Regions from separate parts of the Homo sapiens genome. Here regions 1 and 2 are each linked to region 3. The links are chromatin loops, found by intact Hi-C in ENCODE. Cell type or tissue: HCT116. All regions are shown on one strand. Each heading gives the region's core, and the rest is flanking DNA. Links, peaks and the distances in the headings are about the cores only.

The links. Hi-C counts contacts between places; a loop is a spot of excess contacts. Peaks named below come from ENCODE experiments on the same cell type or tissue, not always from the same donor. Only the 100,000 strongest peaks of a DNase experiment are listed, where the experiment ranks them.
Region 1: a loop joins it to region 3, with 12 times the contacts of the local background. A loop is called at or near these places in 14 of 110 quality-filtered maps.
Region 2: a loop joins it to region 3, with 6 times the contacts of the local background. A loop is called at or near these places in 3 of 110 quality-filtered maps.

What each region holds. Positions count from the first base shown.
Region 1 is chrX:49,749,040-49,760,571 of GRCh38, reverse strand. No RefSeq gene overlaps it. Among named protein-coding and RNA genes, the nearest start is that of PAGE1, 59 kb to the right of the region's middle. In HCT116, for the core only: a CTCF peak has its summit at 6,136 (motif pointing left); a DNase peak (open chromatin) is centred at 6,141; H3K27me3 peaks cover 2,361 bases.
Region 2 is chrX:49,832,763-49,844,294 of GRCh38, reverse strand. It overlaps PAGE4 (PAGE family member 4), which reads right to left. Exons shown (of 5, transcript NM_007003.4): 5 at 10,031-10,449. The coding sequence ends at 10,433. Among named protein-coding and RNA genes, the nearest start is that of PAGE4, 9.2 kb to the right of the region's middle. RefSeq lists enhancers at 1,235-1,529, 7,628-8,128. In HCT116, for the core only: a CTCF peak has its summit at 5,679 (motif pointing right); a DNase peak (open chromatin) is centred at 5,704.
Region 3 is chrX:49,188,712-49,197,901 of GRCh38, reverse strand. SYP (synaptophysin) reads left to right here. Exons shown (of 7, transcript NM_003179.3): 3 at 63-187; 4 at 3,541-3,736; 5 at 4,439-4,630; 6 at 6,139-6,469; 7 at 8,620-9,190. The coding sequence ends at 6,465. Among named protein-coding and RNA genes, the nearest start is that of SYP-AS1, 5.5 kb to the left of the region's middle. RefSeq lists a cis regulatory region at 3,994-4,514, an enhancer at 6,670-6,739 and a silencer at 7,579-7,658. In HCT116, for the core only: a CTCF peak has its summit at 4,975 (motif pointing left); a DNase peak (open chromatin) is centred at 6,751; H3K4me3 peaks cover 1,642 bases; H3K27ac peaks cover 1,123 bases.

The sequences.
Region 1 (11,532 bases), core at 4,068-9,067, 560 kb before region 3:
TGAAATGTCCAGAACAGATAAATCCATAGAGACAGAAAGTAGATTAGTGGTTGCCAAGGGCTGAGTGGAGGGTGACTGCTAATGGATACAGAGTTTCTTTTAGGGGTGATGAAAATGTTCTAAAATTAGACAGTGGTGATGGCTGTGCAACATAGTGGACATACAAAAATCACTGAATTGTACAAAGTATACAGTTGTAAATTTTATGGCGATGTGTATTATTTCTTAATCAAATAATAATTAAAATGATTAACAAGGTAAGTTTTATGGTATGTGAATTACGTCTTAACTAGAATTTTTAAATGACCTATACTTGTTTGTGAATATGAATAGAAATAAATATTTCTAAAATGTGGATAATAGTAGTACCTGACTCATAGGGTTTTTGTGAAAATGAGTTGATTTTTAAAAAATATTTAGACTAATGCTGACACACTATAAAAGCTCAATAAATGTCAGTTATAATTATTACTGTTATTGTCATTGTCATGGTCATCATCATTTTCATCACAGGGAGCATAGTTTAATAGTCAAGATCAATGGGGTTTGAGTTAAACAGACCTGGTTTAAAATCTGATTTCATACTTGGCAGTATATATTATAATAATTAATGATGTAGCTACTGGCTTCAGACTATCTTCATCAAAATCCTCACTCCACCATTTACCATTTGATTTTAGGCAAGTCTTCATCTTCAACCCCTCTGTGCCTCAGTTTCTTCATCTGTAAAATGGGGGTGATAATAGTTCATACCTAATGTCATGCCATGAAAATCGATTGATGTATCCATTAGAATGCTGATATGATTTGGCTCTGTGTCCCCACCCAAATCTCAAGTTGAATTGTAATTCCCAGTATTGGGGAGGGACCTGGTGGGAGGTGATTAGATCATGGGGGCGGATTTCCCCCTTGCTGTTCTCTTGATAGTGAGTTCTCATGAGATCTGATGGTTTAAAAGCGTGTAGTGCTTCCCCCTTCGCTCTCTGTTCCTCCTGCTCTGCCATGTGAAGAAGGTGCTTGCTTCTCCTTCAACTTCTGCCATGATTGTAAGCTTCCTGAGGCCTTCCCAGCCATGCTTCCTGTCCAGCCTGTGGAACTGTGAGTTCATTAAACCTCTTTTCTTCATAAATTACCCAGTCTCAGGTAGTTCTTTATAGCAGTGTGGGAACAGACTAATACAGGTGCTTTTGGCTTCAGGTTTCAGAAACCTGGCTCAATTCGTCTGAAACCAAATAGGAAAAAAAGAAGGGATAGGAAAGAGAAAATAATTAATTGAGAAAACACAATACAAATCAAGAAGGGAAGGAGAAAGAAAAAGAAAGGAGAGAGAAAGACAGAGAAGGGTTTAGAGAGGTTTATTTTCAGTAGCCATTAGTTTTGGGATGCTTCCCAGAGACTTCTCTGCCCAAATTTTCTTCCTGGGTTTCTAAGATTATTCTTCTTATGTTTTTAGTATAAACTGCTTCAAACTCTTTTGGTAATAGGCAGGCACTAAATAAAACAATACTACCTTGCCTTATAGGCTTGTTGTTATCTCTGCTCTCTAGGAGTATAAATCTCATGGAGAAGACTGTGCAAAAAAAATTTTTTTTTTTGAGACAGAGTTTCACTCTTGTTGCCCAGGCTGGAGTGCAATGGTGCAATCTTGGCTCACTGCAACCTCCACCTCCTGGGTTCAAGCGATTCTCCTGCTTCAGCCTCCCAAGTAGCTAGGACTATAGGCATGCACCACCATGCCCGGCTAATTTTTATTTTTAGTAGAGACAGGGTTTCGCCATTTTGCATAGACTGGTCTCAAACTCCTGCTTCAGCCTCCCGAGTAGCTGGGATTACAGGCGCCCGCCACCACACCCAGCTAATTTTTTTTGTATTTTTAGTAGAGACAGGGTTTCATCATGTTGGCCAGGCTGGTATCGAACTCCTGACCTCAGGTGAGCCGCCCGCCTCAGCCTCCCAAAGTGTTGGGATTACAGGCGTGAGCCACTGCGGCTGGCACAAAATATTTTAACAATGTAACATTTCTGCCCAGTCAATGGGATCATTCGGAAAGGCATTTTGCTTCTTTTTTCTTTTTTAAGCAACAGGGTCTTGCTCTGTCATCCAGGCTGGAGCACAGTGGTACGATCATAGCTCACTACAGCCTCAACCTCTTGGGCTCAAGGGATTCTCTCACCTCAGCCTCCCAAGTAGCTGGGACTACAGGCACATGCCACCAAGCCCAGCTAATTTTTCTATTTTTTGTAGAGATTGGATCTCACTATACTGTCCAGACTGGTCTCAAACTCTTGGCCTCAAGCCATCCTCCTACCTTGGCCTCCCAGAGTGCTGGAATTGCAGGTGTGAGCCACCTCGCCCAGGATAGAATGGCATTTTGAGTAGGCCAATATGTGCAGACATATGCCCTAAAAGGTTTGGTTTCATTGAAGTAATACAGCAGGAAGCCAGGAACCAAAGCCTTGAATCAGAGATGAGATTCCATCTCTGGGCCTTTCATAACCATGCATGGCTCCAAATTCCCCATCACCAAAACAGAAAATTAAAGCAGAATGTACTCTCCAGGTGGCCCTCTAAGTAGGAAATAAAATCTTATCACCCTACTTATGATTATAGAATCAAAGATTGGATGGGTCTTTAGGAAAGATGAACTTATTTTCCAGATATGCAGACAGGGACCCTGAAACTCAGCGAGGGCAGCAGACCGGCTGGGTTCCAACAGGGTTGAACCTACTTTCTAGCCTTGTATTCTACTGTGATATAATACAGACTGATGAATTTGTTTCTCTTTGTCTCTTTCTGACCATCAAAGCAACTGATTTCTACATGAGAGAAGAATATACATGCTGAGAGAAGAGGATCACCTGGAGATATGTACCAATTCTGTGTCCCAGTGAGAAATTTACAAGTATCTGTATAGCTCTTAATGTAGAGATTGGTACTTATCTAACAATGGAAGTTCAAGTTTCTAACTGCTTTCCTTTTGGCCTAATTTGATAAGGATCAGATTAGCAAATCAGAGCAAAGGTGAGATGGGGATGTAAATATTCATTGGCTTCTGACATTTCTAAGCAAGAAAGCCAAGGACTTCTACCAAGCCTGGAGATTGTTTCTCTTAAGATGCCGGGAGGGTATGCTAGTCCAGGCTCCAAGAAACACTGACCCATGTGCCATTTTGAAAAGCCCATCAGATCCACACAATCACAGTAAGAGAAGAACGTTTATTTCTATCCCCTTTGGCTACTGCCTCATTTCCATTCAACCTAGAAAGAGGTAAAAAAAAAAAAAAAAAAAAAAAAAAAATCGGCTATGCTGTGATCTCACTGCGTTGAGTATGGTAGCTTTCACAGGAGTCTTTACCTTATTAAGATGGGTCGGGTAAGGATTGAAATTATCCCAGCTTTCCTCTCTATCACACATTCAATTCAACACTGTGATGAGTTTTCATAAAGGTTTTATAATTCTCAGTGGTATGGTGAATAGCCTTTGGCCTTTAAATCAAATGACAGAAAAAAGTTTCTTCAGGCAGAAAAAATGAAGATTCTATTTCTGTTCCTAGATTTAGTTATCAGTCACCTGGTTTCACATTAAACTTTGATGATAAGTTATTCAATAGCCATGATATCAGAAGTTCTGCTGGCCAGAACAAACTGCCAGTAACTACTCGCATGACTGAGAAAGCACTGCTTCTCATTTCCCCTTTCTTTTGCCCAGGAGATTGTGGTTGTGATCTCCCAGTCCTGCTGGCTCCAATGCCTGCCTGCCTGCCGTTTTTCTTCCTTCCTTCCTAACCAAGTTCTATCTTCCTAATAAGAATACACTAGCATTCCATTAAGAGAGCCAGACAGAGAGAGAGTGAGAGGTAGAGAGAGAAAGAGAGAGGAAGGTTACCAGATTAAAGTTTTTATCAGACGATATCTCCCAAGCAACCTAAAGCTTTTAGTCTGTCAGTCCCTTCCTCACATCTCCAAAGGGCCAGGAGGGAAGGAAGCCCTTCCTACAGCATATTGTGGAACTGGCCCAGCCCAATGCACTTTTAATTCCTCAGGAATAGCATCACTGTCCCCGTTGTTTCCCTGGGAGGTCATTCTACTGCCTATAGCTTCCACTCTACTATGGAATTAATTGTTTCTCCACCAAATTCATAAGTTGAAACCCTAATCCCCAATACGACTGTATTTGGAGATAGGGTTTACAAGGAGGTAATTAAGGTTAAATGAAGTCATACAGTTATTTAACCTCAATTAAATCAGGGCAGGTCCTTAAAAGAAGAGATAACAGAGCTCTTCTTCTTGCTCTTCTTCTTTCTTTTTCCTTTTCTTATTTTTCTTTTTTCTTTCTTTTTTTGTTTTTTTCATTCTTTTTCTTCTTTGCTCACAAAGAAGAGACTATATGAGGACACAGCAAGAAAGCAGCCATCTGTGAGCCAAGATTGGAACCCTCACCAGAACCAAATCAGCCAGCACCTTGATCTTGGACTTCCAGCCTCCAGAACATGAGAGGATAAATGTCTGTTGTTTAAGCCACCTAGTCTGTGATATTTTGTTATGGAAGCCTGAGCAAACTAAGACACACTTCAATTCCTTTCTGCCCATTTCCTTCTCTGTAGTGCCTTCTTACTGCCTGCAAATTACTCTTTGGGGACTTACAGTCCTGAAGCAGAGGCACATTCCCACTTCTCCTAAACAGCAGCTTCCCTGAGCTACACATATTAAATTCTTTTAAGCTCACCTCATTTTTTCAATGATTTTTAAGGCTCTTCTCCATACTTTGTCCAATTTCAAGTAGTACATTACTTATATGGATGACAAATTTCAACTCCATAAACCATCTTGCATGAACAACTACAAGATATAAAAACTCAAACACTCACTGTATCCTCCAGTATGAGTGCATTTGTGCATATGTGCACATAACGCTGGTTTGTTATATATATTTCATGAGTGTCTTAGTCTGTTTTCTGCTGCTATAACAGAATACCACAGACTAGGTAATTTATAAAGAATAGAAGTTTATTTTGCTTATGGTTCCAGAGGCTGGGAAGTCCAAGAGGCTGGTGCTAGCATCTGGTGAAGGCCTTCATGCTTTGTTATCCCACAGCAGAAGGCAGAGGTGAAACCAGTGCTCAAGGCAGAGGGAGGCACCAGGGGCTGAACTCACTTTATAACAACCCACTGTCATAATAACTGACCTGCTTCCATGATAATGACATTAATCTAGTCATGAGAGCAGAGCCAATCACCTCTTATCAGGTCCCAACTCCCAACACTCCTGCATTGGGAATTAAGTTTCCAACACATGAATTTTGAGGGGGACACATTCAAACCATAGCAAAGGGTAAAGGTAAAACATTATGGCCATTTAGGTTTCCTTGATTCTACCCAATTATAAATACCAAGAGAAACCTGAGTTCCACTTCCCCAATCTCATCCAAATATTTCTCTTCAATGAGATTTTGAAAACCTATCCAGGGATTGGTTAAAGATGGCAAAATATAAAAGAAATCAACTTCCTGCATATTTCCAATGGTGAATTTGTTCCATTAAAAGGCGTCAAATGGGAGCATGTACAGGATGATTATTTCTCAGAGTCCTGTGGGAGAAAGCAAGCTGGGGATTCTGTTCATGTTTCCTGCATTTGGACAGAGGCCCTGCTGGTAAGTTCCTCTGCAAGAGATGAACAGAATCCAGTGTTATCTAAATGTCAGACGGGATCATTCTAGAGAGTAGCCCCTTAAACTCTCTAAGAAGAGGAGGTTAAATTCTCTGTCAAAACTTCCATACATTCCACTCCCTCTTCCTCAAAGGAAACCTCAGAGCTGAGGTACCAAAGTGACAGCAAACAAACAGAAGGCCATAAATGCTACCTGCTTCTGTAGCACTGCAGTTTGTGCATAGACAATGAGCCACAATAACACTGACAGCAGCCCAGCTCTCTCCTTGTTCATTTTGGATGCAGGCCCTCATAGGCATAAATCGCTGTTACATAGGTCCACTGTGCATTTTAGCAATTTTAGGTGTTAGATATTTCAAGTGATTTTATGCCAGTGACAAGGGGTGGGGTAAGCAACTGTCTATGGAATAGAGGTTGTGAAGAGGCGGCCACTTCAGGTTCCCCCTGGTGCACAGACACCCAGAGCCCTGTAGGCGGAGACACAGAGCTGTCCATCTGAGCAAGCAGCGCTTTGTTCTTATTTGTCTTCCCCACAAAATACGTACACTTAGCATTGCGACTTTTCCTTTCCATTTGCATCTGTGAATCCTAGGGAGAAATCATAAATATCTGCATGTATCTATCCATGCATTTAAATAAATGAAAGTTGGCAGTGGCTTTCTTTTTTCCATTTCAATTGATAGGCACAATGCATAAAAAGGGAATTAGTGTTGATCTTATTTTATCAAAGCAATTTCAAGAAATCTTTTAGTCAAAGAAGAAAATCAGCTATTTCTTAACACTGTGTTAAGTGGTAATTCATGCACCTGCGGAAATACAATGACCACACCTGCCATTGTGCTTTGGGCCAGACCTTGCTTGGAGAACATTTAAAGGGCAGTGTGTTTATTCTACCTGCATATGAGGAGGCACACAGATGCCCGCATGTAACACATCACAGTCAGAAATTCTATCACATGCAACCTGGGCATGGGATGGGACCATCTATGTACAGGTGCCAGCTCTGCCTGGAGCCAGGTAGAGAGACCAGATGGCTGCTGGGAGGGTTCCTGCCTCTCCTGATGCTCTGGACACACCAGATGGGAAAATACTAGCAAATACGCATGCCGTTTTCTCTGGACATGTTGATGCCTGAATAAATGTCCTCCTTTTAAGCAGCGTACTAGTTTCCTGTGGCTACCGTAACAAATTACCACAAACTTGATAGATTAAAACAACCAAAATTTATTTTCTCATAGCTCTGGGGGCCAGACGTCCAAAATCAAGGTGTCAGCAGGGCCATGCTCCCTCTGAAATCTCTAGGAGAGAATCCCTCCTTGCCCCATTCAGCTTATGGTGGCCCCAGACATTCCTCGGTTTCTGGTAACCTAACTCCAGTCTCTGCCTCTATCTTCACACAGCCTTCTCTACTGTGTCTCTGTGTCTCAATCTTCCCTCTCCTTTCTCTCATACAGACACCAATCATTAGATTTACGGCCCACTCTCAATCCAGAATAACCTCATCTTAACTTAGTTACCTCTGCAAAGACCCTGTGTCCACATAAAGTGACATTCATAGGTACTGGGGGCCAGAACTTGGACATATATTTTGGGGGGACACAATTCAACCCACTACAGGCAGCATATCCAAGATGTCTTGTGGCACACTGACTTGTTACAAATTGCAGCCATCCCCAAATCATTTTCCTTTTCTTTTCTTCATACCCCAGGAACTAGAACTACAAATAGAAACTTCAGTGAAAACATGGCGTGCTCACAGGTTTTGACTTAGAAGCAGGGAGGAAAGGCATTTATAAGACCCTGCAATCTGGACACTATGCTAGCCTGGAAACTCCACACTTGTTCTCTTCCAATCCTGTAAAATAAGGATTGCTGTCACCAGACTGCAGATGAGGTTACTGTGGCCCAGAGTAACCCACCCAAGGTCTCCCAGCAATCTCTGGGCAGGCCCAGGTGTGGAGACTGTGTCTATCTGACTACACAGCCTCATGCACTGTGTGTATGAGATTGTAGGGACAGAGTCAGAATATATGGCTACAACATGGCAGCATTTGGAGAGCTCTTGGGAGGGCCCAGACCATTCCCCCGACTAAGCTGCCTTACCAGCTTGTTAGTGCCTGTTTTTCCTTCACAGGGAACAGCCCCTTCCATTTTATAAATACACGTAAGGATGTAACCCAGAGAGGAGTAGTACCTTCTCTGAAATACATACCAAAAGTAGACCAGGTCCTTTTCAGAGGCAGATTTGATCAGAAGAAGAAAACATAGAAGACAGCAAGGGCTGCTAGCAGACCCCCCTGAGAAAGAGGTTGAAGGCATCTAAAGATAGAAAATTGTGCAGTCCACTATCTTAGCTCCAGCAGCAGTAACAAATTTTCAGAGACTGGGTGGCTTAAATAACAAACATTTATTTATCAGTTCTGGAAGACCAAGATCTAAGTGCCAACTTACTTGGTTACTGGTGAGGGCTCTCTTCCTGGTTTGCAGATGGTCATCTTCTTTTATCCTCATATGGTGCAGAGAGGAAGCCAGTTCTCTCGTGTCTGTTCTTTTTCTTTTTGAGAATATGCTATTTTAAAATTTTTATGGGTACATAATAGTTGTACATATTTATGGAATACATGTGTTACAAGTATATAATGTGTAATGATCAAATCAGTGTAATTGGGATATTCATCACCTTAAACATTTATCATTTATTTGTGTTGAGAACATTCCAAATCCACTTCTATAATTATTTTGAAGTATACGATAAATTACTGTTAACTATAGTTGCCCTATTGTGCTACCAGATCAGTAGATCTTATTCCTACTATCTAACTGTATTTTCGTATCAATTTTTTAAACGGGCACTTATCCCATCATGAGGGCTCCATTGTCATGACCTAATTACTTCCCAAAGGCCCCACCTCCTAATACCATCACATTGGGGATTAGGGTTTCAACATATAAATTCTGGAGAGACACAAACATTCCATCCATTGCAGTATGCCTGGAGCAGCCAGCTTCCTCTGTCTGATCAATTCTGTGTGGGTATCTGACAGCTAGGTGATTCTGGATCAATCAGGCACCTCTATTTGTCTCAGGTTCCTATCTGTAACACAGAGCGAGAATAAACATTCCCACCTATCGAGGATCTGGAATGGCTTCCCTGGAACTCCTTGATGCTGGCTTGGGCAATGTTTTACATGGAAACAAACACAAGTCACATACTTTGATCCAGGAGACAAATTGAAATTAGGCCATCAAAATAAAACCAGAAGGGAATCTTCTGAAAAAGAAATTAAATGAATAAATATTTTCTCTAAATAGAAAAGTAATGAGCACGGTGTATAGAGAAAACCATGCCAATTCTAAGAAATAAGTTAATATATTCTTTAGACAGAACCAGGAAATCAGAGAAATATAAAGTCCCAGCGCAAAAACGTGCAAGATAATTTGATAAACCATTCCCTGACAAGAAAGTAACTACACTTAGAACAGCAAGAAGAAATCTAAGGGAATGGAGCAAAAGCAAACAGGCTAAAACAAAGCAAGAGGGATTGTGGTGAGATACATGGAAGAACTTCCAGACCGTTATAGGAATGAGGACTAAGCTCTGTTTTTGTTTTTGTTTTTGTTTTAATCTTGCCCAAATTCCTTTCTAAGGGGTCTGGGGAGTCATGCCCTACAAACCATAAATTCTCTCATCAGATGGGTTTTATTTAACCATGTATATCATGGCTTACTTTTCAATCTGATTCTGACATAACAAGGGAAAAAGTCAAAATGTTTTACCCCAAAATATATTTCCTTGCCATACCTTGGAATTGCCCTGCAAAGTCTCTTGTAGGAAAAATCCGCCTTCTATAGAGAATCCCTTTCCCCCTTTGTTTTCCTTCCTTCCTTTCCAGATCCAGGAGATAATCAACTAAGAGCCAAGCACCCTTTTAAGTCCGATAAGAAACACTTTACAACTTGCTCTCTCTGAAGTCTACTATCTGAGAGCTTCCTCTGCACAATAAAACTTGGTCTCCACAATCCTTTACCTTACCCTGAACATTTCCTTTGATCCTGGGTCTTCAGATAAACTCAGCTAATTGTCAACCAGAAAATGTTTACATTTACGTATAGCCTGGAAGCCTTCCCCATTTTGAGTTGTCCTGCCTTTCTGAATGAAACCAATGTATTTCTTAAATGTATTTGATTGATGTCTCATGCCTCCCTAAAATACATAAAACCAAGCTGTACCCTGACCACCTTGGGCACATGTTCTCAAGACCTTCTGAGGGCTGTGTCACGGGCCATGGTCACTCATATTTGGCTCAGAATAAATCTCTTACAATATTTTAAAGAGTTTGACTCTTTTCGTCAACAGGTATAAACTGTTGATCCAAGGAGGTATGGAATCTATTACCCACAGATATTCAGAAAAATGATACATATTTCTATTTAGTTTCCTAACTGCACAATAGAGGGAGTTTTCTGATACTCGGAAACTTGTAAGAGAAAAAAAAATAACTTTTTAATGTACATTTGATCCCCCAAAAAATGTTTTTCATGGTTTTATATAATAATGACTACTATTTTCCTAGTGTTACAGTAATAAGTATATTATGATGATGATTATCATTCCATAGAAAGATTTACTAATATTTTTAGAACATCTCTTGGGTGCCACATACTTTTCACATGTGAACACACATAACCCACCTGTAAGGAATAAGGAACCTGAGATGCAGTGCATTCGAGTAATCTTTCTATATCATGTGGCTAATCGGTGATATGACAGGAATTCAAAGCAAGTTTGACTGATTTCAAAGCCCAAATTCTTACCACTACACTGAACTGCCTGAAATGTACATGGTTTACATTTACAGGTTATGCTCTCTCAAGCATTCTCTAAGCTCCTGAAAGGCAGAGGCTCTGTATTTGGCCTCTGTCTTTCCCACATCTGCCCCTCCTCATCTAATCAGCCAGCCGATCTTGTTTCTCCTCCTTCTAAATATGTTTTGAAGGCATTAATTTCTCTACCTCATCAACTCTATTACCTTCCAGCCAGCCACCACCGTCCTTTATAAGAAGCATGAAGACCACTAACTACCTTGCTCTGCCTCCAGGCTTGCCTTTTCATAGTCAACTTTTTGTAGCTAGAGACAGCTTTCTAAAATGCAAATCTGATCAGGTTGTGCTCTTCCCTACAACTCTTCAATGGTTTCACATTGCCTCCTGCAATGGACTGCATGCTTGCATCCCCTCAAGTTCCTATGTTGAAATCCTAAACCCGCATGTGATGGTATTAGGAGGTAAGGCCTTTGGGAGGGGATTAGGTGATGAGAATGGTGCCCTCATGGATGGGATTAATGTCCTTATAAAAGGGACCCCAGAGAGCTCTCTCATGCCCTTTCCACCATGTAAGGATGCAAAAAGAAGTCAGCAGTCTGCAATCGGAAAAAGGTCCTCAGCAAAACCATGCTGACACCCTGATTTCAGATTTCCAGTCTCCAGAGCTGTAAGAAAAAAATTATGTTGTTTAAAAGCCACCCACGCTATGATATTTTGTTATAACAGCCCAAGGTGACTAAGACACCTCCCAATGCTCTCTACACTCATAATACAGTTCCCAACTTTTGCTCTGCTGTCCTGCCAGGAAGGACATTGCCCACCAGCTTCACCAGGCTAACTCCTACCTGTTGTATGCAGTTCCCCCAGTTTCAGTTTAGATGCCACCTTCTCCTCCTCCTTGATTGCCTATGGCTGCCCTTGAGACTCCTTCTGTATACTCCTATGGCACCCTATGCAGGTCCCTTATAGTGCTCACCAAACTGTGTCACATATATGGCTGTTGATTTGTTTCCTCCATGACAGGACTAAAGCTATTCAAAA
Region 2 (11,532 bases), core at 3,493-8,492, 650 kb before region 3:
AGGACACACAGTTAATAAAGCACAAATCCAAGACTCCCCATTGCAACAGTGGCTTAAGACTCAGACCCCTCTGAGAATCTGATTACGCTATATCTCTTCTCCCTTGAAAAATGCATGAAAAGCACCTGGCATAGTACGTTTGCCTGTAATTCAATGGGACTCATGGTTCCCCTGATATGCATTCATGCAACCCAGCTGGAGGAACAATATTCAGTTGCTTTTAACCATAATACACACTGCTCTCAAGACATATTGTTTGTTTTATTTAGTGTTTACAGGAAGCTTCCCCAAAATTCAGAGGGTTGTTAAGCTAGGAACCATGCAGTGTTAGTAGCTGCAGGCAGAAGGGATCGGGCATCGCCGAGTTGTTAATAATTTTGACCTGCTCCAACTTTGATCCCTCAAAATTCAATCTTGAAATCAACCTTTGCTCACTACATTGGCTAGGCACCCTTGCACTGAAATGGAAGAACCCGATGACTTAGTGAACAGCTGGGCCCAAGGCAAGTGGCTCTGTCTCTGGGTATGTAGGGCTATTTTGTTCACCTGTTGTTATCTGGACATTGTCACCTTGCTGTCAGGAGACCTCATGGCTGTTCCAGTAATGGGAGGAATGAGGTCTTTACCTGACTCTCACTACCAAGCCAGTATGGCAGTGTCTTTTTTCTCAGAGGCCCTAAAGTGGTTTTCTGAAGACCCACACTAGGAAAACTTCAAGTCTTTGACACAAACCTTTGCTTTCTTACTGTTCCTACCCTAATGGATGGTGCTAGTGTCTGTAAACACCACAGATTCTCTTCTATTTCCTCAATCCCAAGGCCCAGACTAAAAGTCTTTCTTGCCCTCCAGGGAATACCATTGTGATATTTGGAGATGAAATGAAAGGGAACCCAAACCAGTCGGGAGCAGGGAGAGGAGAGAGAGAGAGAGAGAGAGAGAGGAGGGAGAGAGAGGAGAGGAGAGGAGAGGAGAGAGAGAGAGAGAGAGAGAGAGAGAGAGATTGATTCTCCTTAAGATTTCAACATAGTCTAAAATGGAGGTTGAAATCCCCTGGCCTTGAATGTCATCGGTATCTCTCTGCCTCCCTCTCAGCCCTCCCTTTAGTGTAAGGGAGCTTTATCTAGTCTTAGATGGCTGGAAGTCCCTTGGACAAACCATATATCCTTGTATGCCTGTCGATAGGCCAGGTCCTTATGTCTTGGTATTCAAAAGACCTAAGATCTTCCAACTCAAAAAGCCTTTCGTTTAGTTCTATTTTCTCAGTGTACATTTTCTGAAATCTCTTCTGTGACTCAAATGCTGATCTTGGGCTCTTTGATTCTATTTGCATTTCTGCTGAAATAACTCTACCCTGGGGCAGAAGCCTTGGGTCTGTCATCTGCAGCAGGGCCAAGAGTACAAGGGCAAGCTGGAGCTTGGGGTGAAAAACAAAGGTTAATCATTCACAATATCACACCTTCACAGGAAGAAGGAGAAATAAGTTTGTCAATAAAGTGATGAGCTCAGGAGGAAAAAAAAAGACCCAGGCAGATCCTAAAAGTGAACCTCTGCCTCTTCTCTTCTTTCTCCCCCTAGAGGAAGCTCCATGTTGAAACAGGAGACTTTAGTCTTGTTTTTGTTCCTACTGGATGTTCCATCTCCTAGCACACTAGCCATTGTGATCTGGAAAGCACTGCCTTACACATACCTTATTGTATGTATTCTGTCATTTAAATCTATAAGACAGTGTGTTATACCTGGAAGCAGATGAGGAAATGAGACTTACAGAGAACAAATAACTTGCTCTTGGTACATAGCTAAGAATTTAAACTGAAATATATTTTCTGTCAAGTCCTATGCTTGAGAGAACGTAACCTAACAGTTTCCTAGACGTTGGCTCCTGTCCAGGTTGAAGCAGGAAAGGGATAGCACTGCGCAGTCCCAAGGTCAGAATGTGTATGCCATATTGGAATCTGGGTTATAAGGCATCTTTGTGGGCTGAGCCCCGGGTCCAGTTGTTTATGAAGTCCAAGACATTTTAAGCATGAAAGGGGCTACAAGATATTGGAAGAGGGTATCCCCTATCACTCATGATGTCACCTTCCTTTAGATATGCATGAGTATGCAGAAAAGAGTTAACATAGCATCCCTGAGACTGTTATATTTAGAAAGACCCTTGGCTGGCATCTAGGAACTTGGCACTTGTGGTAGGCAAAATACTGGATATGCAAGGATGTCCACGTCCTAATCCCTGGGACCTATGAATATGTTACTTTACATGGCAAAAAGGATTTTGTAGACATGATTAAGGGTTGGGGCTTTGGGATGGGAAGATTATCCTGGATTAACTGGGTGGACCCAATCCAATCACAGGAGACCATAAAAGTGGCGAACCTTTCCCAGCTGTGGCCAGAGAGATGTGACTTGAGAAGGATTCGACTCACTGTTCTGGCTTTGAAGGTGGAGGAAAATGCTACAAGCTAAGGAATGTGGTGGCCTATAGAAGCTGAGAATGGCCCTCAGATGACAGCCTAAGGAAACAGGGACCTCTGTCCTACAATGTCAAGAAACTGAATTCTGCCGACCTGGAATGAGTAGGAAATGGATTCTCCCCTAGAGCCTCTAGAAAGGAACACAACTTTGCCAACACCTTGATTTCAGCCCAGAGACCTAAGCTGGACTTCTGACCTACAGAATTGTTAGACGATTCATTTATACAGTTTAAGCCTCTAAGTTTGTGATCATTTGTTATGGCAGCAATAGAAAACTAAGACAGCAGTTGACATGTTCCCTAATTGAGAAGGGTGGTTCACAGTGCCTAACCAGTTTGTACCAACAACGTAGTTTATTCTGAACACCTGCTTTCCTTCCGAGAGTCTGGAACTTGGGTACATAATAGGCAGGGGGTGCCTAATGACCAGACCCTAGTAAAAATTTGGGGCACTAAGTGAGCTTCCCTGGGCAAAACATTACCCACATATTGTGCATTTTCATTCTTGGGGAAGGATGTGCTCTATGGGCCCCCTCACAGGAGAAAGAGAGCATGAGGAAGCCTGTGCGTGGACTTCTGCAGACCCCACCTGTTCTTTCTATTTCTTGCTGATCATATTGTATAACCTTTTGCTGTAATAACAGCCATGAGTACAATAATATACTGAGTCCCATGAGTCCTAGCTAATTCACTGAATGTCTGGGTGGTCTTGGGGACCCCTGAAATGTTGAAGGGTCACAGGCCACATTTTGAGTGGCCAGCAAGTTCCAAAGTGCTACAGTAGATGTGATCTGAAGGCAGGCCTTTACATTCCATGTCTCACTTGGGTTGGTGACTGATAGAAACATGGGGCCCTGGATGACTGCCTTCCCTGTTGCTAAGCAACAGTGGTGTTTTCCAGAGCAGGGCAGGTTGGGGGGGGCGGCAAACAGGAAGTGCCATGTTCCACCATGGAAGAGGCACACCTGCTCCCTCTGGTGGTCTGTGCCTTTCAGCTGGCGTGGCCAGAGATGGGCACTTGCCATCATTGATTCATAGAAGGAAATATGGAGGCCGCAGGCTGACCCATCAGCTGGATGTTGAAGTTAGATTCCAATAGACCTTGAGGCCCAGCAATCTCAAGCAATTCCACTATGGGAATGTTTCATCAATTTCTCCTGGAAATATGTCCTAAGTGCAGAATTGTTTCAAGAAAATATCTGGATGGGCCGGGCGCAGTGGCTCACGCCTGTAATCTCAGCAGTTTGGGAGGCCAAGGTCGGTGGATTACCTGAGGTCAGGAGTTAAAGACCAGCCTGGCTAAGATGGTGAAACCCCGTTTCTACTAAAAAGACAAAAATTAGCCGGGTGTGGTGCTGCATGCCTGTAATCCCAGCTACTCAGGAGAGTAAGGCAGGAGAATCGCTTGAACCTGGGAGGCGGAGGTTGCAGTGAGCCTCCTGCCACTGCCCTCCAGTCTGGGTGACAGAGTGAGACTCTGTTGCAAAAAAGAAAGAAAGAAAGAAAATGTGTGGATGGACAGTAGAATCTTGTAGCACACACTTGATTGTTCTTTTCCTCTGAGTGGAGACACTAAATGTGGAGGGGAGTCACCTCCTGGATGGGAGTCAGAAACCCTACGTGAAGGTGTAGCTTGGTATGAGTGGAGTTACCTTTCTTGATCTCCCTTATCTAACAAGACACCTCCAAAACACATCTCTTAGGTTTCTTCCGAAATTAGGGGCCCTAAGTGTCAGTGAAATTTTACAACTACAGAAGGAAGGTGGCCAGCTTAGTTTGTTCTCTTATTCCACCATTCTTTCAGTCATGTATTGAGGCACCAAGCTAGCTGCTGTTGAATACAGTGGTAAACCAGTCGGCCATGGAACCTGTGCCCCACCGCCCCCATGGACTTCCCTGTCCAAAAAAATCCTTCCATCTGGTATCACCATGACCTGTCCCCTAATAATCAATATGGAGTCTGACCACCATTTTTTTGTTTTTAAGAGGCAGGTCTTGCTTTGTCACTCAGGCCGGAGTGCAGTTGCATGATTATAGTTCACTGCTGCTTTGAATTACTGGACTCAAGCCATCCTCCCACCTCAGTCTCCCGAGTAGCTGGGATTACAGGCATGTGCAACCATACCCGGCCTGACCACTGAGTCAAACAGACCTAGATTCCCAGTACTGCCTGGGTCATATGTAGAACCTACAGCTAGATAGACAGGACCTGGAGAAGGGATGTGGGACTCTGAAGCACACATGCTCAATGCTGTTTTCCCAAAGTCAGAGCATCATCATCCCCTGTCCTACCCAGGCTCTTCTGAATAGCCCTTTTAAATTTTGGAGAAGCCCTGCATTGAGTCCTTCCTCCCAGGAGGTTGCAGTGAGCTGAGATTGTGCCACTACACTCCAGCACTCCAGCCTGGGTGACAGAGCAAGAATCTGTCTCCAAAAAAAAAAAAAAAAGAGTCCTTCCTCCCTAAGGTGGAAACCAGAACTCAGCCTAGAGGAGAGGTGTGAGCCCTAGGCTCCACCAATTAGATGTTCCCCATTCAGATTTTGAATCAGGAGAAACACGTGAAGAGACCAGCGGAAATCAGAAGAACAGAAGAAGCTATGCCTGGTGACAGTGTCAGAGAGACACTGAGTTTTCACAAGCAGCCGTACTGAGTTTTCACAAACAACTGTAAGAGATATCCTAGTGGTGCTGGACTCAGCCTCAGTAGCTCCTGTCCGCAGAGGGGGTAGGATTGCAACTCGTGGCCACCTAGCTCCCAAACCAGATTCTCTGGCCTTTTTGAGGTTTCCCTGAGCTACTCAATAGGTGTTCAAAAATCCCTTTTCTGGGTAAGCTAAAATTGGTTCTGTTGATACAACTAAGAAGCCTGACAGGAAAAGAGGAACCTGAAAACAAAACAAAACAAAACAAAACAAAACAAAAAACAGGGGACCGCCAATTTGCTTTCTTTTTGACACTGACAGGACTAGGGATCAGGAGCATCTGGTGTCAAAGATGACTAGAGTAGGGGTCTCTAAGTCCTATTCTGGCTACCCATTTGTAAAGTTATTTGTTTATTTCTTTAAGCTCTTTTTCGATTTTAAAAGTCCTAGGTCCTCCATCCCTAAGGCCTGAACTCCTACACTTACCTATGAAGAGGATTGAAAACGTGCAAAGTGAACCCATGCTGCTAATTGGCATTAATGTTGCTGTGTGGCCTGTGCCCCACTGACCACAAGATGGCGAAAGAGATTATCACATCGAGCCAGCCTGTCTTCCTCCACCATCTCCACACCAGTATTATCCGAAAGAAAACATTTATTGAGCACTTACTGTGTGCCAGGCACTGTTCCAAGGACTCGAACGTATGAAGTCATTTAATCCTCACAATAATCCTATGAAATAGGTACCATTTCACGTGAGGAAACCAATGCACAGATATATCTGTCTGGTTTAGCTTTTAGCTATTTTCATATCATTTATCTACCGCTATTGTCCATCTATCATCTATCTATATCTACATATTAATTTACTATCTACATCTTTTGATTTTAAGTGCTTTTACATTATAAAAGTAACACATGTTCATGGCAAAAATATTCAAATGATGATAATTAGTAAAGATACAGTCCTCACCCCTCCCTGTTTATCATCCCTGTAGAACTAGTAATAACCATTGTTAACAATTTTTGTGTATTCTTCCATAAATTTTCTATGAATATTGAAGTATATTTTATACCTATATCTTACACACACACATAAACAAGACCATATTCCACACACTGTTCTACAGTGCTTTTTCCACTTAGCATTGCATCTTGGATATCAGATGTGGGCTGGGATGGCTCTTGCCTGTGGACCTCATTTAGAGGCCTTGGGTATGACACTGGCTGCACTCACCTGTGTACCAGGGAGCAAGTAGTGTCATCTGGTGCACCAGAGCCCCAGGTGACAGTGAGTGTGGGAGATTGGGGAAGCTGACAGGCTGCAGGGAGTGAGGAGGTATAATGGGATGTGGGGTAAGTTTGTTGATGGTTCTCAGGTAGGGCTGGCCCTCAGCTCTGGTGTATTCTGGTCCCTGACCCTGGTCCCAGACAAAATTCAGATTTGGATGCAACCAACGTTCACAGTGCCTTTAGGACAGGCCTAGATGTTTACTTTGCACATTCGCACTTTTTTTATCTCAATCTATATAGAATCCTTGGGAGGGAGGAATTATCTGCATTTTACAAGCAATAAAGCTAAGACTCAAAGAGGATCATCTACATGTTATTATACAAAGTTTTTCAGAAGTAGAATCAAAAGCCAACTCAGTTCTTTTGATCCCCAATCCAGGGTACTATCCATTGCACTTCAGCAAAGGCTTCTGGAATAGTACCTTGTGCCTGACACAATGGTCGTAGAGTACAGGCTTTGTATCCCCTTTTACAGCTCTGATCTTCCTCCCTTATTCTTCCCCTCTTCCATGCAGGCTTCCCCCAGCCACTACAGAGCTGGGGGCCAAGTGGGTGCCAATTCCAGAAATGTTTCTGAGGCTGTGAAATGTCCCCTCCAAGGAGCCTGCCTGAGGAGTGCAGGCAGAAGCTGTGACAGGCCATCTTTTCTGCAGCCGAGCCTGCCTCCAGCCCCATCCCAGTCTCCCCTCCCACCCCAGGTCCTGCCCTTCCCAGAAAAGGATGAAGCTCCAGCTGCAGTTCTGGGGAGGCCTGGACCCCAGCTCCGAAGCGGCTGTGGCTCCCAAGGCTGCTGGGCCTGGAGAGGCATGTCCCTGGCCCATCTTATCAGCGCTCTGCAGGGTCTGGGCTTGCTCCTTGTCTCCTTCTGGGCTCCTAAGGCCATAGGTGGGTTGATGGCTTGGCAGCCAGCCTTCTGGCCCAGCAGATGCTGAGCAGCCCGGGGGCACAATCCAGCTCTTCTCTCCAAGGCCAGCTGGAGGGATGAGGCATGACAAGTCCATCCCTACAGCTGGCACTTCCCCTACAGCTGAGAGGGGGCCTAAACTACAGGACACAGTCCCAAGACCCTTAAGCCCTGGCAGCGTCCCCAGGTGGGCAGCAGGTGGAAGTGGAAAGAAGCCTGTGGAGCTAGCTGCCAGCGGGGAGAAGGGGTTGGACATGGGGCTGAGGGGCCTCTGGGAACCCCTGTGCCAAGGGGCTGCTGGCACTGGGCAGCAGGACCCCAAAGCCCATGAAGAGTGTGCCCAGAGTAAGTGGCTCAGACCTGGGGCATGGCTCGAGGGTGTCGGGCTGTAGCTGCTGGTCCCAGAGAGTGCAGCCCAGGGCAGGCATCAGGACATGGGTCGGAGGAGAAAGAGTGTTCTAGGAAGAGTCCAGTCCCCGAGTCCTGGTGGTGGCTGGCTGTAGCCTAGTGCACGCTGTCTGGCTTGTGTGGCTGTGCTGCCTGAGTATACATACCCTAGCAACATTCTCCTTGCTCAGCACGGGACATCAGCTCTCCACCTGACCCCTTCCTCCAGGGAGGGGATGGGGAGGCCTCCTAGGGTTAGCAGCAGGAGTTGGTCCTCAGGAATCAGGAGCCCTTGAAAGGAGGAAGCGTGGTTCCCATACAACTGAGGGTCGCCCTGGGCCCCATCCTTCCTGAGTCAGCTTGAAGCATTCCAGCATCCTTTCAATAAATGTCTGCCCTTTGCGGCTTGCAATGAATCTCTAAAACTAGTTCCTTGCTGTGATGACGCACCCAGTTTATGAGGCCATTCCCTTCTATCTGCCACCTCTCTCTTGCCACCAGGTGACACATGTAGAAAGTAAAAATGATGTCCAGGTTGTATTAGATTTCCTTGCATACCTACAGCAGTTCCAATACCTGGTGATGGACTGGGAGGAGTACAACCTAAAGGAAAGACCAGGAGCTCACCAGCAGGTCTGCTCCACATCCCCTCCTCAGGGTAAGAATCAGTGTTAGGCTACCTTAAAGGCAGACAAAGCCAAGTGCTTAGTTTGCCAGTAAGGAAGAGCCCCACCTCCTTATTGCTTTTTGTCTGCTTATTCTCTCAGTTACCAACTTCTTTTCCTATTCTGCCAATTTTCCCATCATATTTTGAAACCACATTAGGCTCACATTTAAAATCAAATCTTCCTAGTGAATTGAACCTTTTCTCTGTGAAATACCCCTTTTTATTCCTAGTAATGCTCATTTGCCTTAAAGCCTATTTTAATTATTTTGTGCAGAATATCTTTTGTCCATCCTTTTACTTTCAACTTCTGTAAATTTTTATGTTTTGGATGTATCTTTTGTAAACAGATATTGTCAGTTATCTATACTGTGTAACACAACAACAGCTAGAAAGTGTTCAAATGTTTGGAAGAAATACACTTCCAAGTAATCTATCGTTCAAAGAAATAATGTGAATTAGAAAATATTGAGTTGAATAACAAAAATACTAAATATCATAATTTGTGGACTGCAGCTAAAGCCCTCATTAGAGAGAAAGTTATGAAGTATACATTAAAAAGAAGACTGAAAATTAATGAACTAAACAGCTATCTCAAGGAGTTAAAAACAGCAAATTAAACACAAAGTAAAAGAATAAACGTGGGAGCCAAAATTCACAAAATGTAAAACAAAAATAGGATAGCCAAAAGTTAGTTTATTTTGAAAAGACCCTGACATTGATCAAGAATACAAGAGAGAAGACACAAATGATCAGTTCTATGAATGAAAACAGGCATTAAGAGGATAAAGAGAGGATATTATGGACTATTTTGTATAACAAAAATTTAGATAATATGGACAAAATCCTAGAAAAATAAAACCCAAAGTGAAGAAATAGAAAACTGAAATAGTCCTAATGTGACTAAAGATATTGATTCAATTTTAAACTTCCCTACAGAGAGAACTCCAGGTCCAGATATCCTCACTGGCAAATTCTATCAAACATTTAAGAAAGAATTCCAATGTTAGCTGAACTATATGGAAAAATAAAAGAAGAATATACATTCTAACTCATATTATGAAGCCAGAATACCCTTGATACCAAGGCCTGAATGGAGTGAGTATTAAAAATTTATAGGTCAAGCTCGTGAACAAAAGTGCAAAAATCCTAAACAAAACATTAGGAAAAGGAACCAGTAATACATAAAAGGACAATATATCACAAATTAAATTGGGCTTATTCTAGGAATGCTATATTAACAGCTTAATGGAGAAATATCATACACCTCAATAGATGCAGACCAAGTGTTTGATAAAATTCAACATATATTCATGGTGAGCATGGTAAGTACTCTTAGAAAACTAAGAATTTTTTGAAAAGTCCTTAATCTAATACAGGTTGAGTATACCATCCCTGAAATGCTGTTTCAGATTTTGGAATACTTGCATCATACTTACTGGTTAAACATCCATAATCTGAAAATCTGAAATCTGAAATGAGCACTTCCTTTGAGCATCACGGAGGCACTCAAACAGTTTCAGATTTTGGAGGACTTCATATTAGGTATACTCAACCTATAGAAGGAATCTACATATATTTTTAAAACCTATCATAGTGAAATGTTGAAAGTTTCCCTCTTGACATCAGGAATATGACAAGAATTCACATCATCATCACTTCTAATCAACATTGTACTGGAGGGGTCTGGCCAGTGTCATAAGGACCAGAAATGAAAGTACAAAGCCTCAAAAGGAAAAAACAGAATTATCATTATTTACATGTGGTATGATTGTGTATGGAGAAAATCCAAAAGGACGTAGGGATAAACCAACAGAATAGGCAAGTTTAGCAATGTTGCCCAACACAAAATCAGTATACAAAAATATATACCAGCTCTAAACAGAACACAAGGATTTTTTAAAGATACCATTTACAATAGTGTCAATTTCCTAGGAATAAATTTTACAAAAGACACGCATGACTTCTTCAGAGAAAACTCAAACTTTATTGAGAGAATTTTCAAATTTTCAGTCACATTTTCAATGTGACATCAGCCATGTGTGTAGCTTCAGCTTGTCTTCTTTTTAACTTATGGCTGCCCATCTCCTAAAATATAAACATAACAGTTGAGTTCATTACTTAGCAGAACTTTACTGAGATGACACTAAAAGCACACAAAGAACACTAGTTTTGGTTTCTTAAGATGAAATTAAAACCAGAACGCTAACCACTGCATAGACTTCTATGCTAATGTACATTTTCAGGCATATGTGTACTAATTTTTAAAATGCCTCACTCTAGTGGTACAAGGAAACAAAGACTTCTCAAGCCAGAACAGATTAAATGCTATGAGCCCATTTAAAGATCATTTTAAGTAGAGGGCAAAAACAGCCACTGATTTCAGTTTTGTTTTGTTTTGATTTTTTAATCAAACAAAAAGTCCAAGAAGCAAAAAACAAGCAAGCAAACACAGTGTCACTCAAATGTATTGACTAAAAACTTTCTGCTAATTATATATTAGCTAAGGAATTGTTTAGCTGACTAAAGAGAGGTCAAAGAATGCCATTCCATTTGGTTTGTCTCTTTGAGCAAAAGTGCAAAAATAATTCATTGATCTAGTTAAATCTTTATGTGGATTCTTTATACCAGGGTGGCCATTTGTCTCATTGGCACCTGTTAACCTGATGTTGTATTCATAGCATTCCCTTTCCCTCTCAAAAGTGTCCTGATTTAGATGATAAAAATTACATGGTTGGAGGCCAGATATGCACGTTAAAAAATATATACATGGTCTTATTGGTTTATTTAAGCCACTACCATATAGATGACATTAAAATGTGAGGGAAACTGCTACTGTTTCTCAGTCTAGCTCACAGTTTTTTAAAAAATCAACAAACCAACTTGGAAAATTCAAAACATACAGATCTATCTTACTTGTTAGTGCCTAAAAGCGATTTGTGATAAACAATTCTAGCAAATTTTTTTCTTAAAGGAACACTATGTGTCATTTAGATACCCAATTGCCCCTGGGGTATGTTAAGTAATGTATATACTTTTAAAAGTATTTGATCACTTGCCTTGAGTTTTGGAAGATTTCTACTCCAAAGTAATAATACTTTCATATTTTATAATTCAACAACATGGCTTTGACCTAATTCATTTTTCCCCTGACACTGTCTTTGAATCAAG
Region 3 (9,190 bases), core at 2,262-7,261:
GGGCACCTCCCTCCCACATGCACACAGGTTCACTGTGGCCATCCCCATCCCTGCTGCCCAAGGTCTTCGCCATCTTCGCCTTTGCCACATGCGGCAGCTACAGTGGGGAGCTCCAGCTGAGCGTGGATTGTGCCAACAAGACCGAGAGTGACCTCAGCATCGAGGTCGAGTTCGAGTACCCCTTCAGGTGTGCTCCCACCCTGGGATACCAACAGACCTGGGAGAGGAAGGGGCAGGGTGGAACCGGCCAATACCTCCCCCCGCAAGTAGCTCCTGCCCAGCTCCCACCTCGAGGCTACATCCACTGGGATCACTGAGCACCTGCCTTGTACCTGGCACTGCTCTGGACTCTAGGACTATGTGGTGAGCAAGGCAGACATAGGCTGTGGCCCTCTGGCTCTGTTCCAGCGAAGGGGTAAGGGACAGGCAATAAACAAGATACAAAAGTAAGACAGGTGTATATACATACCTTAACCCAGTAGGTACCCAATTAATGTTAGCCAATATTATTATTTAATCCCCATTCATTCATTCTATACACATTTTTGAGAACTTATTTTATATCTGGTACTACTCAAAGTGCTGGAAGCATGATAGTAACTAAAACAGACCCAACTCCCGCCAGGCACAGTGGCTCACGCCTGTAATCCCAGCACTTTGAGAGGCCGAGGTGGGCGGATCACCTGAGGTCAGGAGTTCGAGACCAGCCTGACCAACATGGAGAAACCCCGTCTCTACTAAAAATACAAAATTAGCCAGGCGTGGTCATGCATGCCTGTAATCCCGGCTACTCAGGAGGCTGAGGCAGGAGAATCACTTGAACCTGGGAGCCGAAATCGCGCCATTGCACTCCAGCCTGGGCAACAAGAGCGAAACTCCATCTCCAAAAAAAAAAAAACCAGACCCAACTCCCTACCTTCATGGAGCCTACATTATAACAAATAAATTAACAAAGAGGATAATAGCAGACTGAGAGAAACTCGAGGAGATCCTCATGTAGGGTTTTATGGTAGAGAATAGAATAATGAGGGGTGCTGCTTAGATATAGGGAAAAATTAAACCCAATTAAACAATTCTGACATTTATTGAGCTCACACTGTGTGCCGGGCAATACACTGGGTGCTAGGTGCACAAGAATGAGCACGGCTGGCATGGGCACTACCCTCACAATGATGTTTACCTCCTGCAGGGTGGGATGACAGAGACCCACAGACACAATCCCCGCACAGGTTTCTGAGACTCCCCCACTATTTGGCCAAATCACATAACCACTCTGGGTCTCAATTTCCTCATCTGTAAAAAGGAATACTAATAATATCTACCTCACAGGGTCGTGGTTAGCATTCAATGAGTTAATATTCATCAGGTGCTTAGCACAGTGCCTGGCACACAATAAGTGCTCCATCAGTGTCTGTTCAATAAGTAAAATAAATTTAAGGGACTCAGGAAAGAGGACAGGGGTTGAGTTGGAAACTGGGGGTCTTCGAGTACTGAGGGTAAATGTAGGCTCAAGTGATCACCCAGTGGGGAGATGGAAGAGTGAAAGTAGAAGAAAACCTAGCACAGGCCCTGAGCAATGATGGAAAAGAGAGGAGATGCCGGGAAAGTGTGGCCTGAGAGGCAGAGGGGCAGCCAGGTATCCATGGGTCCACAAAGGCAAGGGAGAAAAGAGTCTGGGGAAGGAGGGGGAGCTGGCAGCAAGGGACACTGCTTAGAGCCAGTCCTTTGGGGATCCACAAGACCACAACCATCCCCTGTGCCCCCTCCCCACGCCTCCCATGTCTAGAACTTTGGGTCCTAAGGCTCTAGCCCACAAGTCCCCTAGAAAAACAGTCTTGGCCCTGGGTCCCCCTGAGCAAAATCCCTCCCAAACTGCCCTAATACCCAAGGACCTCTCATTCCCTCTTAGGGACCCCCTCTCCTGACCCAGCCCACTAGAAACAGAAACTCAAACCCAGATGCAACTCCTAGCTCCATCATTTAGGAGCTGTACAACCTTGGGCAAGTAATAACCTTGCTAAGCCTCTGTTTATTCATCTGTAAAAAGGGTCTAATAATGCCTTCTTTAGAGAATTGCTGGAGGCTGTCATTAATGAGACATTTATGTAAACTGCTTAGTAGGTGACTAATAAGTGCAAGCCTCTTCCCTCAGGGCCTTTGCTACACAAAGGCATTGGCACCATTTGCTCAGTCTCAGGATCCTGGCCTCCAATCTGAGACTGTGCTCCAGAACTTCTCCCACAGACATTTTCTCTCTACAACCCCCACCTCTCCTCCATCACACCACAGGAAAGGCCTTAGTCCCAGGACACCTCCCCTCTTCCCTCACATACACACACCCTGTTCCAAGATCCCTTTACCCTCCTTTCTTTCTGTCTGTCTTTTCCTGTTATCTAGTCGCTGGCCTCTCCTCTGCTATGCATACATTTTTTTCTCTCGGGGACCTGAACTGGGGTGGGGGAGAAAAGTCAACATGAGATAGGGAGAAAACAAGGTTCAGATCTCAACTCTGACATTCCCTTGCCAGCTGTGTGACTTTAGGCAAGTTAATGCACTTCCCTGAGCCTCTGTTTCCGCCTCTGTACATTTCATTTGATAAACATTTCTTGAGTGTCTGCTAGGTGCCAGCACTGTTCCAGGGCCTGGAGATAAACGGAGGTGAAAACACAGGAAAAAGCCCTGCCCTCTTGTAGTTACAGCAAAAACCAAGATTAAAAAAAAAAAAAATACCTGGTATGTCAGATGGGTACCACTACTATCGAGAAAAGTGGAGCAAGGAAGCCAGGCTAAGAAGTGCTGGTTGAGAGAATGTTTCAATTTAATTTTAAGTAGGGAGATCAGGGAAGGTCTCAATGAGAAGGTGACAGTTGAGCAAAGCTTCAAGGAGATGAGGGAGGCCGGGCGCAGTGGCTCACGCCTGTAATCCCAGCACTCTGGGAGGCCAAGGCGGGCAGATCACAAGGTCAAGAGATCAAGACTATCCTGGCCAACACGGTGAAACCCCGTCTCTATTAAAAGTACAAAAATTAGCTGGGCGTAGCGGCGCATGCCTGTAATCCCAGCTACTCAGGAGGCTGAGGCAGGAGAATCGCTTGAACCCGGGAGGCAGAGGTTGCAGTGAGCCGGGATTGTGCCACCGCACTCCAGCCTGGTGACAGAGCAAGACTCCATCTCAAAAAAAAAAAAAAAAAAAAAAAGGAGATGAGGGAGTAAGACCCGAAGCTATCTAGGGGAAAAGCATTCCTGGCAAAGGGAACAGCCAGTACAAACAAAGATCCTAGGGAGGGAGGATGCCTGGCAAGTTCTAGAAATAATCAAGAGGCCAGAGTGCTTGGGTTGGAGTGAGGGATGAATAACACCTATCTCACCAGGATGTTTTGAGCAATCAGTGAAATGTGACTGGTACATAGTAGGTGCTCGATGAATGGTTATTTCCTCCTCTTCCTGGGGCCTTGTCAGAAATGGGGGGACCCATGATTGGGCTGGAGGGTTGAGGGTGTTCTGAGGGGCTGGGCCACACCTGCCCACCTCTGTTTGCAGGCTGCACCAAGTGTACTTTGATGCACCCACCTGCCGAGGGGGCACCACCAAGGTCTTCTTAGTTGGGGACTACTCCTCGTCAGCCGAATTCTTTGTCACCGTGGCCGTGTTTGCCTTCCTCTACTCCATGGGGGCTCTGGCCACCTACATCTTCCTGCAGAACAAGTACCGAGAGAATAACAAAGGGCCCATGCTGGTGAGTCCCCACAGCCACTTGCATGTAGGGACCATGGGGACACGGAACCCCAGGGACACAGCCATGCTCACAGACCACACCAAATCCCAGACAGGCCCACATGCAAACAGCCACCATAACAGCCACACATATAGTTGCTGCTGCTATTAATCCACACCAGGCATCCGGGACACAGAGTCATAGAGTCACGGAGACATACAGCCTATGCAGAATCCCAGACAGGCCCACACCTGAGAACCTTCCCACTCTCACACAACTACACAGCCTAGATCAAAGGAAGAGGCCCACAGAGGTTCGCTGTGACAGTCATGCCTGTCATCATGCCACACAGACACACTGATTCCTACACCACTGTACTCACATACCCTCAGCCTAGACACAAAATGACAAAAATTCCCACATGCAGACAAAAGTAGAAAGACACATTACTTTCCACAGATTCGGAAATCATCCCAGAGTTCCCCTCCCCCCAACACCCACAGCCACATATCACAATCACACTCCCACATCCTCTGTGTCATGTACACACACAAGCTCAAGCTGGGAGGGCCACCTTCAGGTGAAAGTGTTGTGGGCTTGAGAGCTGAAAAGGCAGGGGAGAGACAGGCCTCTTCTGGGGGACCTGTGATCCGAGGAGGCCCCAGGGCCTAGCGTGAAGCAGTCCACTCACAGTGCTGTCTTCCTCACCCCTGCCTGCCTTAGGACTTTCTGGCCACGGCTGTGTTCGCCTTCATGTGGCTAGTTAGCTCATCGGCATGGGCCAAGGGGCTGTCAGATGTGAAGATGGCCACAGACCCAGAGAACATTATCAAGGAGATGCCTGTCTGCCGCCAGACAGGGAACACATGCAAGGAGCTGAGAGACCCTGTGACCTCGGGACTCAACACCTCGGTGGTAAGCCCTGGGTGCTGGCTGGAGGAGGGAGAGTGGAAAACAGTACAGTCCGGCATGGGGAGTGGTGGAGTGGGAGAATAAGAGGAGAGTCAGGGGAGATCCAAGGGGTGTCCCTGAAGAACGCGTGCCAACAACAACGTTGAAGGATGAGCTAGCAATTGTAACCACTGTGACACCACAGACTGTCCCCAAAGGGGGAACATGACAGGTTTGGGAGACCTGGATCCCAGACCCAGCCTAGACATGTAAAATAAGCAACTCAGCACCCTCTTGGGACCTCAGTTTCCTCATGTGCAAAATGAAGGAAAAACTTGAAATGTTTCCCCACTTGGATGCCCCCTACTGGCTGGAGTCAGACTGTCTGCGCTCAAATCCCAGCTCTACCTCTTGCAAGCTCCCTGACCTGAAACTAGTCACAGCCTCTCAAGGTTCAGTTGAGCATGCATAATCGAAGACTAATAATAGGTCCTGCTCCAAAGTTGAGTATTTATTGAACTAAGAATACGGAGTGCTCAGAAAAGGGCCTGGCACAAGGTAAGTCGTATACAAGGGTTACAGATGCTAAGATTACAACTTTTCTTTCCTGTCACTTGCTGGATGTGAGACTTCAGGTAACTTAGCCTCTAGGGCCTCAGTTTCCTCAACTGTAAAATGGAGATAGTATTTCCTGCCCAAAACTGAATTTTAAGTGAGCTTATAACATGTAAAGCTCTTAGAAGAGGGCTTGGCATATAAGGAAAGGTACAGAAAGTGTTTTATGTCTTAAAATTACTTTATGTGGCCGGGTGCGGTAGCTCACGCCAGTAATCCCAGCACTATGGGAGGCCGAGGCGGGCAGATCACCTGAGGTCGGGAGTTCAAGACCAGCCTGACCAACATGGAGAAACCCCATCTCTACTAAAAATACAAAATTAGCTGGTGTGGTGGTGCATGCCTGTAATCCCAGCTACTCGGGAGGCTGAGGCAGGAGAATTGCTTGAACCCGGGAGGCGAAGGTTGTGGTGAGCCGAGATCGTGCCATTGCACTCCCGCCTGGGCAACAAGAGCGAAACTCCATCTCAAAAAAAAAATTATGCAAGTTTCATATATCTTATACATGTGCACTTATACATATATTTTATCTACATTTATTTAGATGCATGTTAGTGGTATAGCTATATTTAATAAGTTTGTATCCTTACATTTTACTATGAATATATTACAAATTTACATTTTAAACATGCATAAATGTGTATATAATGTGTATATGTGCAAATATGTAAATAATTGTATATGTAATACTGATAGATCGCAGCATCCCCAGGGCTCCAAATTCTTCTAACACGCCCACCCCGCCAGAGGTGATTTTTCTGCACATCGACGTTCTCGCACTGGGACTCAGAGAGTCTGGGTTTCAGAAACCCCCACCTTGCGGAGCCTACGGATTCATTCCCCGCATGCTCATTCCTGCACGCAGGGCCGCCAAGGCAATGGGCGGGGTACCACAGCCGAGCCTTGTCTCCCTGCAGGTGTTCGGCTTCCTGAACCTGGTGCTCTGGGTCGGCAACCTGTGGTTCGTGTTTAAGGAGACAGGCTGGGCCGCCCCGTTCCTGCGCGCGCCTCCCGGCGCCCCCGAGAAACAACCGGCACCCGGGGACGCCTACGGCGATGCAGGCTACGGGCAGGGCCCCGGCGGGTACGGGCCCCAGGATTCCTACGGGCCTCAGGGCGGCTACCAGCCTGACTATGGTCAACCAGCCGGCAGCGGTGGCAGTGGCTACGGGCCTCAGGGCGACTATGGGCAGCAAGGCTACGGCCCGCAGGGTGCACCCACCTCCTTCTCCAATCAGATGTAGTCTGGTGAGTGACCGGCGAGCGGTGCGGCCAAGGAGGGTACAAGGAAGGAGACGAGCGGGTCAGTGAACCAATAAGAGTCAGGGGTAGAGAGTACGTAAGGCGTTTACTGGGGCAAGTAAGGACTGAAGTTTGAAGGAGCCAATCAAGAGGCAGAACTACCTGCTAAGAGCTGAAAAACTAGCTAATGAATGGAGAAAAGAAGAATGGTGCTTCAAGATGGACAGAATGAAGAGCCAATGGGAGGGAGGTAGAAGGGCAACTCGGCGGAAAGGCGGGGGGAGAGAAGCAGAGCAACCAATAAAGGGAGGGAATATCGGGGGACTTGCGCAGTGGCGAATCAGCGGAGCGCAAGAGCCACGGAAGCGACGAGGAGGTGGGTCTTAGAAGTGACTGATAAGCCAATAGGTGATAAGGCCAATAGATGGTGAGGGTAAATGGGCGTGGATCTTGAAGGTCAGACGAGCTCACCAATCCGGGAGGAGGGGATAGATCTGCCGCCTCTCCCCAACGCTGGAGGGGAGGGAAGTAGTGTGGAATTTCAAAGGAGGAAGAGGGATAGGGTGGGGTCCTGGAAAGGTTTGCCGGCCTTCTTGCTGGGCCTTAAAAGAGAAGTGAGGGTCGGGGCTTGGTGGCTCATGCCTGTAATCTCAGCACTTTGGGAGACCGAGGCGGGCGGGCCGCTTGAGCCCAAGAGTTCGAGACCAGCCTGGGCAACATGATGAAATCCCACCTCTACAAAAAATACAAAAATTAGCCGGGCGTGGTGGCATGCATCTGTGGACCCATCTACTCAGGAGGCTGAAGTGGGAGGATCACTTAAGCCCAGGAGGTTGAGGCTGCCGTGAGCTATGATCCTGCCACTGCACTCCAGCCTGGGCAACAGAGCGAGACCTTGTCTCAAAAAAAAAAAAAAAATGGAAAGAAAGAAAGGAAGAAAAAAAGAAAGAAAGAAAAGAGGCCAGGTGAGGTGGCTCATGCCTGTAATCCCAGCACTTTGGGAGACCAAGGTGGGCAGATCACCTGAGGTCAGGAGTTCGAGACTAGCCTGGCCAACACGGTGAAACCCCGTCTCTACTAAACATATAAAAATTAGCCGGGCATGGTGGCGCACGTCTGTAGTTCCAGCTACTCTGGAGGCTGAGGCAGGAGAATCGCTTGAATCTGGGAGGCGGAGGTTCCAGTGAGTCGAGATTGCGCCACTGCACTCCAGCCTGGGCAACAGAGCGAGACTCTGTCTCAAAACAAAAAAAAAAAGAAAAAGAGAAGTGAGATTTCCCTCAGATAGGAGGGAGGATATAGGGGAGGAAAGGCAGGAGGAAAAGGCTAAGGGGTGGCTAAAAAGTGGGGGAAGGCAAGAAGGTGGCAATACTTGGATGGAGGTAGCTTCTGACACTGGGTTAGCCAGGATGGAAAGGGCATCCCACATCTAATTCATCAAAAAATCCTGTGGGTCCTACCTTCAAAAAATATATCCTTCATCTTCCACTGTCATCTCTCCCAGACCTCTTCTCAGGTCTCCATTTCCATTCTGTTCTACTCACAGCATCTGGAGGGATTCTGTTAAATCCTAAATTAGGCCACAGTCCTCCTGTGTCAGAACTCTGCCCTGTCGCAGGCTGGGCGTGGTAGCTCACGCCTGTAATCCTAGCACTTTAGGAATGCTAGACTTGAACTCCTGGGCTCAGGTGATCCTCCCACCTCAGCCTCCCAAGTAGCTGAGACTATAAGTGTGAGCGACCATGCCCAGCTCACTTTATTTTTTCCATTTCACTTATTATTGTCACCCTATGTTATACGAGATAATCCACTCATGCATCATGTTCGCTGTGTGAAGTCTATCTCTGCTTCAGTATAAGCTCCACAAAGACAGGGATCTTTGTTTTGCTCAATATAGTTTATCACAAATGGCTAGAACAGTACCTGTTAAGGGACTATTTTTTTGGTTGGAGGAAGGAGACTGTAATCTCTTTGGTACCTAACCCAGTGGGGGCAAGGTCAGGTATATCTTCTCAGCAGAGGCAGCTGGGATGAAGCTGGCTCCAGGAAAGAAGAAAAGACATAAAGCCAGGACAAAGGCATAACAGCCCAACCCCTATCTGAGGGCGCCACCCATGTCAGACCCCCTCTCCTTTCTGTGTCTTTTGTCTCTACAGGTCAGTGAAGCCCAGGAGGACCTGGGGGGGGCAAGAGCTCAGGAGAAGGCCTGCCCCCCTTCCCACCCCTATACCCTAGGTCTCCACCCCTCAAGCCAGGAGACCCTGTCTTTGCTGTTTATATATATATATATTATATATAAATATCTATTTATCTGTCTGAGCCCTGCCCTCACTCCACTCCCCTCATCCACTAGGTGCCCAGTCTTGAGTGGGCCCCCTCTCTTACCCCGTCCCTTTCCCTGCATCCCTTGGCCCCTCTCTGTTTACCCTCCCTGTCCCCTGAGGTTAAGGGGATCTAAAAGGAGGACAGGGAGGGAACAGACCTCGGCTGTGTGGGGAGGGTGGGCGTGACTTCAGACTCTCTCCTCTCTCTCCCTCCACTCCTCCCAACTCTGGCCTTGGTTCCTCCAGCAATGCCTGCCTGAACAAAGGCCGTTAGGGAAATCCAACTCCAGGGTTAAAGAAAGGCAGAGATTGGGGGGGCTTGGGGTAGAGAGGACAGTTTAGGACCCAAGGTGGTCTTGGAGAGGAGGTGTGGAGTGGAGGGGTCAGCAGGGGGGTTGGGTTC